Linked DNA regions of Mus musculus: region 2 is linked to region 1. A link is a loop called in an ENCODE intact Hi-C map of the cell type or tissue named here. Cell type or tissue: heart. All regions are shown on one strand.

Region 1 (8,000 bases):
ATAGTAAGAGATCTGTTTCCGTGAGTCAGTGGAAGGGAGTGTGTTAGACTTAGCTCTTGTCATAGCCAACGGGTAGTCTTTACAGTGAAAATACTCAGCAGGCCAGCCCTGCCTTTACTAGAACACTCTGAGGAGTGGGTCTCCATACTACCTTCATTTTGCCAGTGAAAAATGAGGGATTCAAAGAAAATAAGCAATTTCTCCCCTGCCTCAGAGCTAAGTGATCAAGCCAGGCTCCCTTCCCAAGGGAATTAGCATCAAGTCCCTTAACCACTTTACAGCTTTGGACATCATTTTAATATATGATGGGGTCTTCACTGGTCTTAGACTCCGTTCACCTTGACCTCACTGATTTGCTGTAGAAAGCTGAGTGTACCACACTGTACCACATTGTTTTCAGCAGAGATACTCAGAATGGTCAGTCTGCTATACATAGCATGTCTGCATATGCATGTACATGCATAGACTTATATACACAATGGAGAATCTGCAAACCACACTGAGCTATAAACTGATACTTCAAAAATATTTTCTATAGAATAAACAGAGAGATAGGTTTCTAATATATATTTTCTTTAGAGTTAGACCAGAATCAGTCAGCTTAATTATAATTGCACCTGGGCTTAGTGATATATACCTATAATCTCAGTACAGGGGAGGCTGAGACAGGAGGAGTGTGAGCTACAGCCCAGTCTGAGCAACACAGTAAGATTCCATAGCAAAATTAAAACAATTAAAACAAAACAAAACTCATTCCACCGAGATTTCTGGGTAACATTATTCTCTACAATACAGTAAATACATGTGGTTTCAGAAATCACAGAGTTGCATAGCTTCAATTCCAAAGGTAGGAATTGCTCTAATTGATTCAGGTTCTAGAAAAGCAAGTTTTAAACTGATGATGAAAATCCAAGAGATAGTTTTGTTTTATTTTTGTTTGATCAGAGAGATGTGATTTGAAGAATACGCAGCAACATGGACCCCTAAGATCAGAAATAGAAATACAAAGCAAGCCCAGAAGTTTATCCCAGTGATACATACGCTAGGGACCAGAAGATAAGTTTGCATGCTTTGATCACTTTCTAATGCTCAAGTGCTACTTATGTTTTAATTATATAGTTGACGTCATGTCCCCTGTGACCTCATTTGGTTTACACAGAGAAACCACGTCAGCAAGGTCTACAGGTGACATGTGATGAATCGGTTTTACACAGGAGAACACAGGTGCAGGGATTCCACTACTTGGCCTAGGTCACACAGCTGTTCCCATGCAAAGTCTGACTTATCAGCTGCCACTGCTTTTACCGAATGTGAGTCCATTGGCATTTCTAATGAGCCTAGTGTGTCACCTTACCTAAACCAAGGTGGGTGTTTGCCAAGGCTTGGGAGCTAGGAGTGATGTTTGTAGGAAAGACTCCAGAACAAGAGGTGGCAGACCATGGCTAACTGCCATTCCAAACCACCTCCAAATGTCCCAAAGGAGAGTTGGAAGAGAGAAGGTCACTGGCAGGGGAGGGAAAAACTTCCAAGTACAGAAAACCCCATCGTCCCCACAGCTGGCACTGTGCATCCCAAGTTTTATGTGGTATTAATACAACTGGCTCTTGACTCAAGCTTGAGTGGTTGAATCCTGGCGCCACCCTGAACCCTCCACGTCTCATTCTTTGCCGGTAGGGTGGATTTAAGGATCATGTGAGTGCTGCAGAGCTGATGAGAGAATTCAACACAAAAATAAGTGTAGAAAGGCTCCACGTGTTAACTGACACACAGGAGGTAGGTGCTGGCTTTTCCTGTTTGCTTCACTTTTGTCATGTCTGTTGTGTTGAGAACTGAACCCAAGATCTTGCACATGCTCAGTGCACAGAAACGTCTCAGTAAATTCCACTGTCTTTACTGTTTCCTGCAGAAAGGGAAGCCCCAGAGTGTTCTGGTTTGCTTTTTTGTTACTATGATAAAACATTCTGACCAAAGGCAACTTAAGGGAGAAAATGTCTTATTTTGGTTACACTTCCAGGTTACAAGCCATTGAAGGGACGTTGGGACAGAAATTCAAGTGGAACTGAAGCAAAAAGCATGGAGGAATGCTATTTACTCACTCTCTAGCTCAGTCACAGGCTGATGCTTCACCAGGGCTTTACACAGCTCAGGTCCTCCTGTATAGGGAATGGCACCCCCAACAGTGGGCTGGGGTCTCTTACATCAGAGATAAAGAAAATGCCTCACAGTCAGGCCAACATGCTAATGTGATCAGGATCTCAGTTGCAGTTCCTTCTTCCCAGGTCACATTGACAATGAAAACTAATCAAGGCACAGAACTGGGATTTTCAGCTAAACTACAGAGATCACATTCTCTACCGCAATCCCACACTCCATTGTCCATCTGTCTGAACTGCCTTTTCCAGGTTTACCCATTCACATTCTTCCTCTCTCCCATCAAGCTTCTGTTCTAATGGTCTTCAGAGTAACCTCACCTGGCTGCCCAACCCAAAGCAGGCCCCTTGTCACTTCCCATAGCTTTAAACAGCCAGATTTCACCCCACACTGTGGCTGGTGAAGCAATCACACACAGTTTATCTTTTCATTTAATTCCTCATGGGTTGCTATCTCTACTACCACAAAGAAATCTCCATGAGAGTAGTTTGCTACAGCTTACAACATTTTTTTTTCCTAAAGAGCAGTCAATGTCTTATCTTTTTGCATTGAGGCTATCTATTAATTAGTAAAATTCTATTAACAACTATATCTAATATATCAGCAGATGAAGTGATAACACTTTTAAAAGTGACTCCAAGCAAATTCAAATGTTCTCCGCGAGATGAGGCACCGTTATCATTTTATTTTGGAGGTAACCATCCCCAGAGACTTCTACAGAGAGCACTGGGCCTTCCATGCAAAGCACATTTTAAAACTACAGAATCTACTCCGCAAAGTAAGTTGGGGAGGTAAGCGCTGTATAGCTGCTAAAGATCTTGGGAGGTTGAAAAGCAAACTAGGCACTCTGCTCACTCACTTCCAGCTCCAGGGCTGTGTCTCCTGTCGGGGTCATTAATCAATCCCATTACGTTATAATTCCTCCCCACGCTAAGAAAACACAACCCAAACAGAAGGAAGCATTTCCTGCACTTGCCACTTACCCCTAAATATGAAGGGTAGCCGTCTAAAAACTTCAGCCTTCCTGAGATTAGCTGGAGAAGGTCTGCACAGTATCCACTGGATGTGTCCGGAAAGAAAACGTGCCAAGCGCATTGAAGGGTGAGAACATGACTTGATTCTGACTGCTCACATTCAGGGCTGTTTCGCAAGCTCAGATAAAGCAATGCAGAGCTACCCGGGATGACAGGACTAAAATAAAACAAATCATTTGCAATGTGATTTCCTGCTGAGCAGTGTGCTAAGCTGCCCACTGTGGGTAGTTGTTAACTAACACAGAACAGACCTTGCAATACTGAATGGCAAATCCCTTCATAGGACAAATGACATTGCATGGATATTAATGAATGGGGGCCAAAGGAAAGCCACATGATATAATGGAATCATTGGTTCAGTGGCTGCAGCTGAGGAAGACAATGCTGTACTTCATCAGAGAAGGGCAGCTTGATCCGGTATGATGGGCCTAAGGAGGAAGTGCCCTCTGGGACGGTCTAGCTCACACTCATTAAAGAGGTTCAAGCAACAGAGAGTGGCTTGCTTAAAGAGCAACACAATCTAACCTTTTTTTTTTTTTTTAAATTGAGACAGTGTCTTATGTAGTCTAGTCTGGCCTCAGGTTTGCTGGGCAACCAAAGATGACCTTGAACCTCTGCTGCTCATGCCTCTGTCCCCAAAGTGCTGTCGTTATAGGCATGTGACACTCCATCGATTTATGCAGTGCTGGGGATCCAACTCAGGGCCTTGTGCCTAACATGCAATGTAACATAATCTGTCAGATGCCTGCTGGATGTGTGTTAGAGACTGGAGGATGAAGGGCCAAAGACTCAAGACATTCCTGCTGTTGAAGAAGAACAAAGCGTGGACTTAGATAAGCCCTCTCGTTTAATTCAGTTCTTGTAAGGATCTAGGAAAGTAGAGAGGTTCTGTATAGACATCATCTTAGAGCTAAGGAAGCGGGAGTTCAGAGCGGTGAGAGATATGCCCAGATCTTCATGTGAATGAGCTCTGAAGCCCAACGTGGGCATGACCACAAATCTTGGCTTCACTGTGACCTCATCCTGCTTGATGACCCACCATTAGACAAAAAGCTTCCTTTTGTATGTATTTTAAGGTCAATTAAAATCTACCCAGTAACTCTAAACTTTTCATCACTTCATTATGTCATTAGGAACATGATTTAACTTTTTATCATAAAGATGCTGACCACATGGAATGGAAAGATGGCTCAGTGGTTAAGAGCACTTGCTACTCCTTTAGAAGACCCAGGTTTTATCACCAACCCCATATGGTGGCTCACAACCATCTGTAACCTCAGTTGTAGAGGATCCAAAAGGTAAAACATTCATAGGTGAAAAGTAAAATAAATTGATTAAATAAAAATTTAAAAGTTACAAAAAAAAAAAAAGACACTGACCATGTGGCAAAGGCAGGCCACTTTTACCCATAGAACAATTCAGTATTTAAGATTCCATACAGCTCTGAGATGCTCAAAAGATCACACAGTCCTTAAATTATAATTCTTGGGTTTAGCACCCAATCAGAGCTAGTGTATCTGTCTACTATCCTCACGTCATAATGGAGGCCTTCTACCACTTTCAGAGGCCTTTCACCTTCAGTCGGCCTCTCTTCATTAAGCACTTTCCATTTGCATGTTCTTTCCTGACTTTTTTTTTTTTAATGTGTGTGCATGTTTGTGGTGTGATGGTATACATGGGGAAGTCAGAGTTAATTGTTAGTTGTCATCCCCAGGAAAGCCACCCACCTCCATTGAGATGCCCTCTCATTGGCCTGGAGTTCTTAGGGCAGGCTGCAGTAACAGGCCAGTGAGCTGGAGAGACTCCCCTGTTTCTGCCTCCTCAACTGTGGGATTATAAGAACACAGCACTGGACCCAGCACTTTTTATGTGCATTCTGAGGATCAAACTCAGTTATGAGCTTGTAAGGCAAGCACCTTACCCACTGGGATGATTTGAATATACTTGGATTAGGCTCTTGTAGTTTCCTATTGACTTTAATCACATGACATGGTAGTACTTTAACCACAAGAAATGGCTGTACTAAGATCTCCCACTCCAGATAGAATTCTTCTTACTTCAACTGTGGAGAGGCAATCCAATTTCCCCATAATGATCTGGATCTATCACCCCTTCTAACACTGGTATTCCTTTCTTAGCCTGTTGGTTTAAAGGCATTAGAAGTCCAAAATCACCAGGAAGAAGTCTGAGCTTCCAGTTCAATACTCCTGGCAGGAACACTCCCTGCTCTGGAACCAAAACTTCTAGGCCAGCAGAACCTAGGGTGACAGAGCAAGTTCCAAGTAGAGAAAAGCTTAGATCCAGGCATGGTGGTACATACCTTTAATCCCAGCATTCAGAAAACTGAGCCATGTGGATCTCTGAGTTCCGGGTCAATCTGTACAGCAAGTTCCAGAACAGTCAAGCTTAGGCAGTAAATGAGTTGGGAAACAGAAAGCTGGAGATAATGTAATAGAACAAGAAGCCCATGCTCCAGTCTCAGCAAGCAGCAGGACTCAGCAGCTTCTGCCACATAGCTCTAGCTGTAAAGATGCAAGAATAGGAGGGACTACTAGTGCCATTGATGCTGGTTAGCTGGAGCTAAGAAATTAGCAGTGATTAAGAAGGTGATTTCACCAAGGTGAAATTTTCTGGGACATGTTTTCCGAGAACACAAAGAAGTTGTGTTCCAGAGATTGCCCAGGCTTTACCTTGTGCTTCAACAGGACTTGGTAATATGTAAGAATCACCCAAGTGATACTGGTTTTGAAGGCATGAAGGGGTCATGGAAAAGCAGTTTAGGCTTGGCACTGTGAGATGCATGGAAGGCCATTGGTAAAGGTATGGCCTCAGTTGTAGTTGATGGTCCAGGACTGAAGGGATCCTGCAAAGGAGTTGAAGCTCGGCCCATGAAAGAAGCCTATAAGAGCCTTATTGCTGAAGCCTGGTTGCAGTGGAAGACTACAGAGAATTGGAGAAGCCAGTACTGTGAGATCATCACTAAGAAAGAACAACAGCAGCAGTGGAGTGGAGTCAACCAGAGCCTAGAATGCTACAAAGCACAGAGCTGGAGAAGTGACCCAAGCCCTTTGGTGGAATCCAAAATATCATGTGTGTATCCTAGACATTGCCTTGGATACCCCTAGATGTTAGAGATGCCAGAGCCATGGAATACCTATTGAGGAAAGCTGTATACAGGGATTGGAACCAGCCCAAGAGGATGAAGTTTGTTGCTGCTAAATGCCAAATCTGCCAACAGCAGTCAAAAAGGATGAAAGGAGTTGAAGACCTGAAAAACACTTTGACATTGGTCATGGAGATGCAGAGCTTGGAGTTTGTCCAGCTGGCCTTTGGTCTTGCTTCGGTCCAGTATTTCCTCACTATGGTGTTTTGGAATGATAATGTATATCCTGTGATGTTGGGGGTATGTGATCTGCTTTTTTTATTTTGATTTTATAGGGGATTACAGTTAAGTAACTGAATGAATCTCAAAAAGACTTTGAACAGTGGACTTTTAACATTGTTGAGACTGTTACAGACTTTTGAAGTTGGACTAAATGTATTTTGTATTATACTATGGCTAGGAATGCCCCCCTATAGACTCATATGTTTGAACAAGCCTAGCGGTCCAGGGAGTGGAATGTGGTGGTTTGAATATGCTTGGCCCAGGGAGTGGCACTAGTAGGAGGTGTGATCTTGTTGGAGTGGGTGTGGCCTTGTTGAAGGAAGTGTATCATTGTGGGCGTGGGCTTTGAGACCCTCCTCCTAGCTGACTGGAAGACAGTCTCTGCTTGCTGCAGTCCAATCAGGATGCAATACTCTCAGGTCCTTCTTGAGCTCCATGGATGCTGCCATGCTTCCTGCCATGATGATAATGGGCTGAACCTCTGAACCTGTAAGCCAGCCCCAATTAAATATTGTACTTTATAAGAGTTGCCTTGGTAATAGTGTCTCTTCTCAGCAATGGAAACCTTAAGACACTCACTGGACCAACTCCCAGCCTCTTTCCCGACATTTCTGGTCCTTAGCGGTATTTACTCCTTTACCATGGTGGTTCAGGTGCTCCTTCAATTTCTCCCTCTATTTCTAACAAAGTGTTCTATTTCTTACATTGTATTCTTCTACATTTTTATATCACCTCTGAACTTAAAAGGCCCTTGAAAATAAAATCTACCACCATATGTCTAAACTTACCAGCACAGATTCCTGACCTTAGTAAATATTTGGATGATGACTAAGACATCTGTGATTTCCATCCCTCCCTGGGGAGAATTTCTGCATACTTCCACAGGATTTTTTCTCACCTGTACATTTGCTTTATTTCTCCAGTGCTATATTTTTGAGCCTGCAGTAAGGGAAGAGACAGAGACAGAGACAGAGACAGAGACAGAGACAGAGACAGAGGAGAGAGGAGAGAGGAGAGGAGAGGAGAGGAGAGGAGAGGAGAGGAGAGGAGAGGAGAAAGAGAAGAGAAGAGAAGAGAAGAGAAGAGAAGAGAAGAGAAGAGAAGAGAAGAGAACCATCAGAGGAAGCATCAGATTGTGAAATTATCTTTCCTTACTTTCACCTATAAATCAGGTCAAAACTTAGCTCAGTGTCACCTGCCGAGACTTACAGCTCCACAGTAAAGGATCCAGGCATCTCTCCTAGAATTTTGAAGTAATCTAGATTAAAGAGAAAGTCATATTTCAGGTCATTCTTTTACTAAATTGTAAGTTCTACACCGCTCTCAGATCTGTCCAGAGCGCTGGACCTCTCTAAGTGATGTATCAATCACTCTGGCTCCGAGGGACCATCATCAAAAGAGAAGGACCATGTCTGGCTCTCATGGAAGTA
Region 2 (8,000 bases), 120 kb after region 1:
GCTCAAGGGTGCGGAGCCTAATCAATCTTTGATAATGGTGGGGGCTGGCTGTGTGAATATGGCCACAGTGTACATGCCCTGAGTGTTCAGTAGCAGAACAGACACACACACACACACACACACACACACACACACACACACACACACACACACACAGAGGGCAGGGCAGGATGAGACCAGTACCTCCAGAGTGTGGAGTGTGGGAGAGGTGTAATCTTTATGAGTAAGAGTCTAGAGCGATTCCATTTCTGATGTGGCAGGGGCCAGGCACAGCAGGGAGGATGTGAGCTCTTTGTGGAGTTTCAGGTCTGGGCTGGCAACTGAAGCATGGCACACACCAGGAAACGTTTGTAGGAAAACTCCATTTAGTTCCCGTTTGAGGGACTTTTTTCTTACGATCAATTTTTTTCATTGTTGAAGATTCAGAAGGCAGATGCATAAAGACAACTGTCTTGGATTTCCGCACAGACACGGATGTCTCTCTTTCTCCTCTGCCCTTCTTTCTTTTCCCTCTTCATCTCTTGCTCTCTCTTTCAGTTGTTTTTCTTAACAGGAGGAAAACTATACAAATACTGCCTTGTTAAGGTCCCTCCGTCTAACATAACACGGGTTAAGTTATAACTATTTTTCTATAAGTTTTAAAACTACGACATTCTTAATTTTCGTCGTTGTATGCTGCTTTATCTAGTCATTCTTCATTACTGTCTATTTAGTTGCCATTTCTGATTAACTATCATGCAACATTGTAATGAGTAGGTCTTCCCCACTCCTCATTTTTATGGTGCCTGGTATTGAAGTCTGCCCAAAACATTCCTGGCAAGCACCTTACCAAAGGAGTGCTAGCCCTCGCTCCTGTTGCATGGCCTCCTATCTGCAGGTTTCCTTTAGCTTGCACTAGTGTTCTTTTTGTAGTTCTTGTTTTGTTTGGTTTTGGTTTTGGTTTTGGTTTTGGTTTTGGTTTTGGTTTTTCCAGACAGGGTTTCAAAACCCTATAGCTCTGGCTGTCCTAGAGCTCACTCTGTAGAGCGCCTGCCTCAGAGAGATCAGCTGCCTCTGCCTCCCAAGTGCTGGGATTAACGATGTCTTCACTCCTGGCTTTTGCACTATATTTTTAAGAGAAATTTTTAGATGTAGCTCATGGCGGGCTCTGAAGCTTGGGTCGCTCTTGTCTGTGTATTTTGGTTGGAATGTGGAAGTGTATTTCTCACATTTATGCGAGCAATTGAGACTTATTTTTATAAAACAACACCCCTTTTTTCTGGTTAGTTGAAAAATTATTTAAATTTAAAATTTTTAATAATAGAAATTTGTTTAAATTAAAGCTTCAGGATTCTTAGATTTTTCATTTTTTATTGTGACAATTTCAAACAGAAATAAGATTATAAAGCAAATGTGTACATGATTAGCCCTTAATCTAACTGAGTATTTGCCACACTGGGTTGTACATTTTCACATGTACTTTCCTTATCTCTTTGTTGAGTATTTACTGTAATTCACCTACATGCTGTAATACGCATCTTCAGTTAATGTAAGTTTTAAATTATTAATTTTTTTTATTCCCTGTTTTGTGTTATTCTGTCCTTGGAACAGGGAATCAAGGTAAAGGCTGGCCGGTGACAGGACCTGGTGTACGGTGTGTCCAGGGAGTCTCTGACTGAAAGGGTGTCCAGGAGAATTTGTCTTTCAGCCCCAGGGTTCAGTGAATGACACCTGGTAAACACAAGTGGCCAGATGATAAGGGCTCTGACCCAGGTCACCACTCACAGGCTTTGTTAAAATTACTAGTGGAGAGCAAGCTAGATAGGACTCCAGTCCTGGTGGAATCGGCACTGCAGGGACAGGTTCCTTTTCTGAGTCTGTCTGCTACTATCCTCATTCAGTGTTACCACAGTTGATGAGTGTTTAAAGAATTAGAAAAGCCTTCCGAAGAATATCGTCAGAGGTATTGAAAGGTATTCTAGAGCTGTGGCAGCTGGAAGTGTGTCTTCCCCAGCAGTGACCCTTGTTCCTTGCTTCAAGGACAACCAAGCTGCCTTGTCAACATCCCTAGTTTATGCTTTTATCGTAGTTGGCCTCTGTCCATGAGTCCAAGAGACAACCTTTGATGTATTTACTTGAACCCCAGAGTGGGTCATTCCTGCTTTGGTGGACTGCTTTGTTCTAAACTGAGCACAACTGTATTCTGCATCCAAATTAACATGTCATTTAAGAGGAGACCTCTTTTATCACCTCTAAACAAGTGAGGGCAATACAAATTCCTCAGTGATAGTGTGACAGTTGGTCTGAGTCTGGTTCATGTATCCTCAGCACACATCGCCGTGGTTATTTACAGAGTGAGCGTTCAGCCCATGGCACTAGCACCCAGAAGTTCCTTGCTCCCTGTGCTAGTCAGTCACCACGCCCCCAAAGCTAACTGGCTGGATTCTCTCATGACACCTTAGTTCAGGCCTTTATTTCATTGCAGGATAAGTATAGTAATGTGGTCTGTGTCTACTCTGTTACTTCTTGCTGAGCTCTAGGCCTGTGTCAACACAGGCTTTCACTCTTCCACTGACCTCTACCTCCAACCCTGATTTTATGTGTGGTGGGTGGTGGAGTGAGTTAGTTTATTGCTGCATTGTATTTTATTGTGTGACTATATGACAGTCAATTAAGTATCCAGTCATTGAGTGATCTCTGGACTGTTGCTTTTTTGTTTTTGTTTTTGTTTTTTTAAGATTTATTTATTTATTTATTATATGTAAGTACACTGTAGCTGTCTTCAGACACTCCAGAAGAGGGAGTCAGATCTCGTGATCGGATGGTTGTGAGCCACCATGTGGTTGCTGGGATTTGAACTCCTGACCTTCGGAAGAGCAGTCGGGTGCTCTTACCCACTGAGCCATCTCACCAGCCCCCTTGTTTTTGTTTTTAAAGCATTTTTGTCATCCTAAGATAAGTTGCTGTGAATACTCAAACTTTTTGGTATTATAGTCCATGTACATTTTGTTATAGATTTCCTTATGATTGAAATTGCTGTCTATAGTCATGTTAGCACAGTTACAGTAGATATTGCTTAGCAGTTTTCTAAAATGGTTTGTCAGTTTATTCACATATATAAATACACACATATGTATACACATATACATGCATGTATATACATATACATATACATACACACACAAGTATAATATTTTTAAAAAATATTATATTTTTAAAATATTTTTAAAAAATATCCATTTTTGTGTGCATTGGTATTTTTGCTTGCATGCATGTCTGTGATTCTCTAAACTTGAGTTACAGAGAGTTGTGAGCTGGCATGTAGGTTCTGGGAATTGAACCCGGGTCCTGCGGAAGAGCAGCCAGTGCTCCTGGCCGCTGAGCCACCTCACCAGCTCCATCAGTTTCTTCTTACACCTCCAGCATGTGGGAATGTTCTGTGTTTTTGCCAACTTTCATTATCCCTCATTATCTTGAGAGTGAGCGGCTTGAGCTTGCATTTCCGGGGACGATTGAGTTTCCGGTTCACAACTTGACAATGATTCCCAGGATCATTTGGAGAAAATGCAAAGGATAACCATCAGGCTAAGAAAAGCTCCAGGAGAAAAGTGATGCAGCGTTCTGAACCCTTCTCTCATCGGGAAAGGGTTTCTCGAGCCCCATTCAGCAGTCTGGGAATCTGCGGAAACAACAGTGGGAAAGAACACAGCCAAAAAAAGTCCTGTCCTGACAGGGCCCTCCCTGCAGTTGCCGCAAGCAAGAGTCATTGTTATCTTGCAAGGACAGACAGGTCAACAAGATAGGGTGGTCTTGGACTGTCTCCCATCGCTCAGAACTGCCGATCCATGACACATTCTTGGTGCTGTGCCTGGCGGCCCCAGAGTACACTCCGGCCCCAGGAAGCCTTTCCAGCCTCTGAGAACTGAAGCTGCAGGTGGAGTCAGCTTCTCACTGTGCTCCCTGGTGGTCATCTGTTAATTTATCAGTGAAAAGCCTGCATCTTAAAGAGCAGGGCAGGGTCGGGGAAGACATGGTTTGTGGGCCTGGAATAGCCAATATAGATTGGGAAAAGTCGGAATATTCTCATGTCACAAAACATACAGAAACAGAGCTCTGATATCCGGGAGCCTAATGCTAAATACGGATCTGGTCAAAGGTCAGGAGAGAAACTGTGTTGGGATTTCTTCTTGACATGAGAAGGGACTGCGTTTCCAAGGTCAGGAAAGCAATGGAAGGATTGGCAAAGGAAAAAAAAAAGCCCTCTAGACTGAATTACATAAAAATGTCAAACTGGAAAAGTATTTGAAACAAATATGACCTCAGAAGGGACGAGAGCACGTTCTGGCGCTGTGGGTGGCAGAGCGATTGGTACAATCGTTTCCGGAGAACAGCGTGATAATAAGCGACGAGCGCCTGAAGGTTCCTGTCCTTTAACTCAACAATTTCTTCTTTCAGGGAGTCTGTTCTTTGAAAATAGGAATTGGGACAAATGTTATATATAAGAATGGCTATCTTAGGTTTTTGTACAAAATAACCCAGACTGGAAAGAATCTAAATGTGTACCAGCAGGGGAAAAGTTAAGTTGTATTCTAAGGTAAATTAATCACTATCATAGGGAAACCTCGTATAACCAACCATAGGATTGCTATCATTCTCGATGACAGGCCACTTCCATTTCAAGCTTGTTTGTCCTCATTTAGGGAAAAAAATAACAATGAATTCTTTCTTCTGTCCATTCCCTGCAAATTAAAGTAAATGCCAGTGAAGGATGGTGGCATCGCTGGGCTGTCTCTGTTTTGTACTGTTATCTGAGAAATATACTTCGAAGATAGTATCCTAGCATTTTGCCATGACTTCCCTTAGGCAGTGCCTCGGACCAGGTCGCTAGCGATGGAAGAAAACCCTCATTGCATCCTTGACCTGGTTTGATACCAGCAGCAGATCTCACTCAGTGAAACGGTGGGTTAAAGAAATGAATTAGATAAGCAAAAAAGTGGGCCAGCAGAATGGATCAGCAGGTAAAGGTGTTTGATACAAAGGCACAGTCTGAGTTCCACCCCCCAACTCTACATGGTGGAAAGGAGACAACGGACTTCCACGAGTTCTCCTCCAACCTCCATATGAGTGCTGTGGCATGCATCTATGTGCATACATATGTGGATACATATGCACATAGATGCATACATACATATATGTAATAAAAAAGCAAAACCAGAAGTGTGCTTACTGTGTTCTGGGCATCGTTCATAGTGTGTGTTGTTATCTCATCCGCTCCATGCATCAGCCATATGGGGCTGGTAATATTATTACACCCATTCTGCACATGAATCATCAGAGCCCAGAAAGCTTTATTTAACTCCCAGTATGTTCAGGTGGAATCGGGTAGAGCCAGACCCCGCAGCCTACACAACCTGGTACTGCTCTTCATTACACCGTGCCCCTCATCACCCTGCTGCTGCCAGTGTGATTCTGGTCACTTAGTAACCCCTGCCCTCAGGTACCTTATGCTCCTCTCTTTCATCTTGAAAATCAGGAGGTCTGGTTCTCCTCATCGAGGATGCTGCATCCTCGTGTTTATTTTCAGCATTTCCCACAAGCTGGGTGTGCCCAGAAACAAGACACAGCCTGCTCCTTTTGGCCTAAAGTGAACCGAGTCCTAGAACACCATGAAGGGAGTCCCGTGCTTGCGAGCCCCTGTGTGATGCTGAGACTAGGGCATTGCCTAGTGCAGCAATCTAAACCTGCTTCCAACATCACAGAGGATGCCCGTGGCTCCACGGCAGCTCCTCAGCCCAGTTTGTCTTCTTTTCTCAGGGACTGTAAGCATTTGAGTGAATTATTTGAGCAGCCATGGACTTAGGGATTGGGTAGCATCTGACCCCAAGCCATCTGGGGCTCCACATCTATAAATTGCTTGGTAGGAGCCAAAATAAACAAAATACATTTGAAGGGCTAAAATAGAAAACCAGAGTAAGAGGTCGCTCTGACGGCTTCAGGTCGGCTGAACATCAGTTTTGTTTCTCTTTGCATTGAATTGGGCTTTGTTACACAGGAATGCAAGACGTTCACTGCCAGCTCTATGGAAGGATAGTTAATACCTCACAATTGATCTCACTTTAACAAGGACACATCCTTAAGCTTAGTGCGCATGCCTGTAATCGCGATGGAGGACTGAGGTAGAGAGGTCTTGAGGTTGGGGTCACCTGGGCTTCCTAATGAGACCTCTGTCGGGCATTATTTTATATTTGCTAGTGACAAATTCCCTCTCTCCAAGTCATAACAATGAAAACTGTTACCAGACATTGCCACAGGTCCCCCAAAAGCCATTGTTGAGAGCTTCTGGTGAGCATAAAATTTGACTCCTTAAATTTTTTTCTTTAAAGTGACAGATGATAATTGAAGATGTTACTAGGCTGTATGATTTTTATCTTTTGAATGGTCATGGCCTTCCACTATTGGTTGTGTGGTCATATATGTTTAAGAATCGGAGATACTAAATAACTTTCTTACCTCTTCCCTCCTCTTTCGACAGTATGCGAGCATTGAAAAAAATGGTGAATTTTTTATGTCTCCTCATGACTTTGTCACTCGGTATTTGAATATTTTTGGAGAAAGCCAGCCCAACCCGAAAACTGTGGAACTTTTAAGTGGTGTAGTGGATCAGACCAAAGATGGGTATGTGTACTTCTAAATACCTTCCTTTTGCTCACACCAACTTTCTTTTGCTTAATGGTAAAGAAGTCACTATATGTATGCACCCTCTATATGACCAAAACTGTTTCTTCTACCTATTAATCCATCATTTTAGACATGATATCTCAGTATTTCTTCAAGCATTGTTTCAGAGTTGTGGACTCTATGTTTGTAAGACTTGTTTATAGCTTGATGAGGCTGTTGTAATTGATGAGATGTTATGAGACCTAGGAATTTATATGTGTCTGTTTGTATATCTCAAGATAGCTGTAAAGTTATGAACTTCAACATGACTCTATGGACATAACTTCTATGATTGTCTCTTTGTCTAAATTGTCTTTAAAGTTTCATGTATGCTTAAATGGTATGAAAATGAGAGATAGAAAATTCTGATGATTCCAAGTTACCAAGTCAGGCTGGCTAGAGTTGAGTCTCTACTGCATAGAACCAATCAGGCAAAAGTTTGCAGGGCACCCTTTGCTTTGTCCCAATGACCAGTTTCCTCTGTGTTTCCTCTGGAATTGGCAAATCTTACCATATTTGGAGGCAGAATCTAGGGGACTGGTATAGTTAAGCATTTTGACAGGAAAATGTTATCTTGTGTTATCTGGGTGGACCTAATTTCCATTACAAGAGCCTTTGATGATGGGGGCAGCGGGAGATTTGACACAGGGACCAGGTGTGATATTACTACGAGGCTGGAGTCTGAGTGGTACACTCACAACCGAGTGTCTGCAGCCACTCAAGCCTGCCTCAGATGGAGTTCCCAAAGAGCCTCAGGAGAGAGGTTCTGGATGGCCTTGTTGACACCTTCATTTAGAAATTCTGGGTTTCTCAACTGTAATATACACTTTTGCTCTGTCTTGTCTTCAAATATGTAGTAAAGTTTATTCTATTTATTATTATTTTTTGAGAGAAGATTTCCATGTTTGTAAGACTTGTTTATAGCTTGATGAGGCTGTTGTAATTGGTGAGATGTTATGAGACCTAGGAATTTATATGTGTCTGTCTGTATATCTTATTATTTTTTGAGAGAAGATTTCTCTGTGTAGCCAGGCTGACTGGAACTCACCCTGTAGACCAGGCTGGCTTCGATCTCAGAGATCCTCCTGCCTCTGCCTGCTTAGTGGTGGGTTAATTTATATTTAATTGATTAAAGAATATTATTATTTATAACATATGCTAAAGTACATATTGATTGTAGAAACTAACATATCTATTACACTATGTGCATATTTTGTTTTGCATTCAGAATATTTAAATCTCCCTTAGCAATTTTCAAGTACACTTGTGGCTTTCTTAACCATAACGCCACAGTGCCCAAAACC

The links. A loop is a pair of places that touch in the nucleus more often than their neighbours do. Peaks named below come from ENCODE experiments on the same cell type or tissue, not always from the same donor. Only the 100,000 strongest peaks of a DNase experiment are listed, where the experiment ranks them.
Region 2: a loop joins it to region 1, with 2.9 times the contacts of the local background. A loop is called at or near these places in 5 of 42 quality-filtered maps.

The regions. Positions count from the first base shown.
Region 1 is chr6:6,294,668-6,302,667 of GRCm38, reverse strand. The region is part of intron 1 of Gm20619 (predicted gene 20619); the gene reads right to left. Among named protein-coding and RNA genes, the nearest start is that of Gm34749, 25 kb to the left of the region's middle. In heart, no CTCF peak of the experiment used is centred here; DNase peaks (open chromatin) are centred at 1,477 and 3,267; H3K27ac peaks cover 1,342 bases.
Region 2 is chr6:6,179,625-6,187,624 of GRCm38, reverse strand. It overlaps Slc25a13 (solute carrier family 25 (mitochondrial carrier, adenine nucleotide translocator), member 13), which reads left to right. Exons shown (of 18, transcript NM_001177572.1): 3 at 6,512-6,654. Among named protein-coding and RNA genes, the nearest start is that of Slc25a13, 34 kb to the left of the region's middle. In heart, a CTCF peak has its summit at 3,935 (motif pointing left); DNase peaks (open chromatin) are centred at 1,744, 2,384 and 3,714; H3K4me3 peaks cover 631 bases; H3K27ac peaks cover 2,000 bases.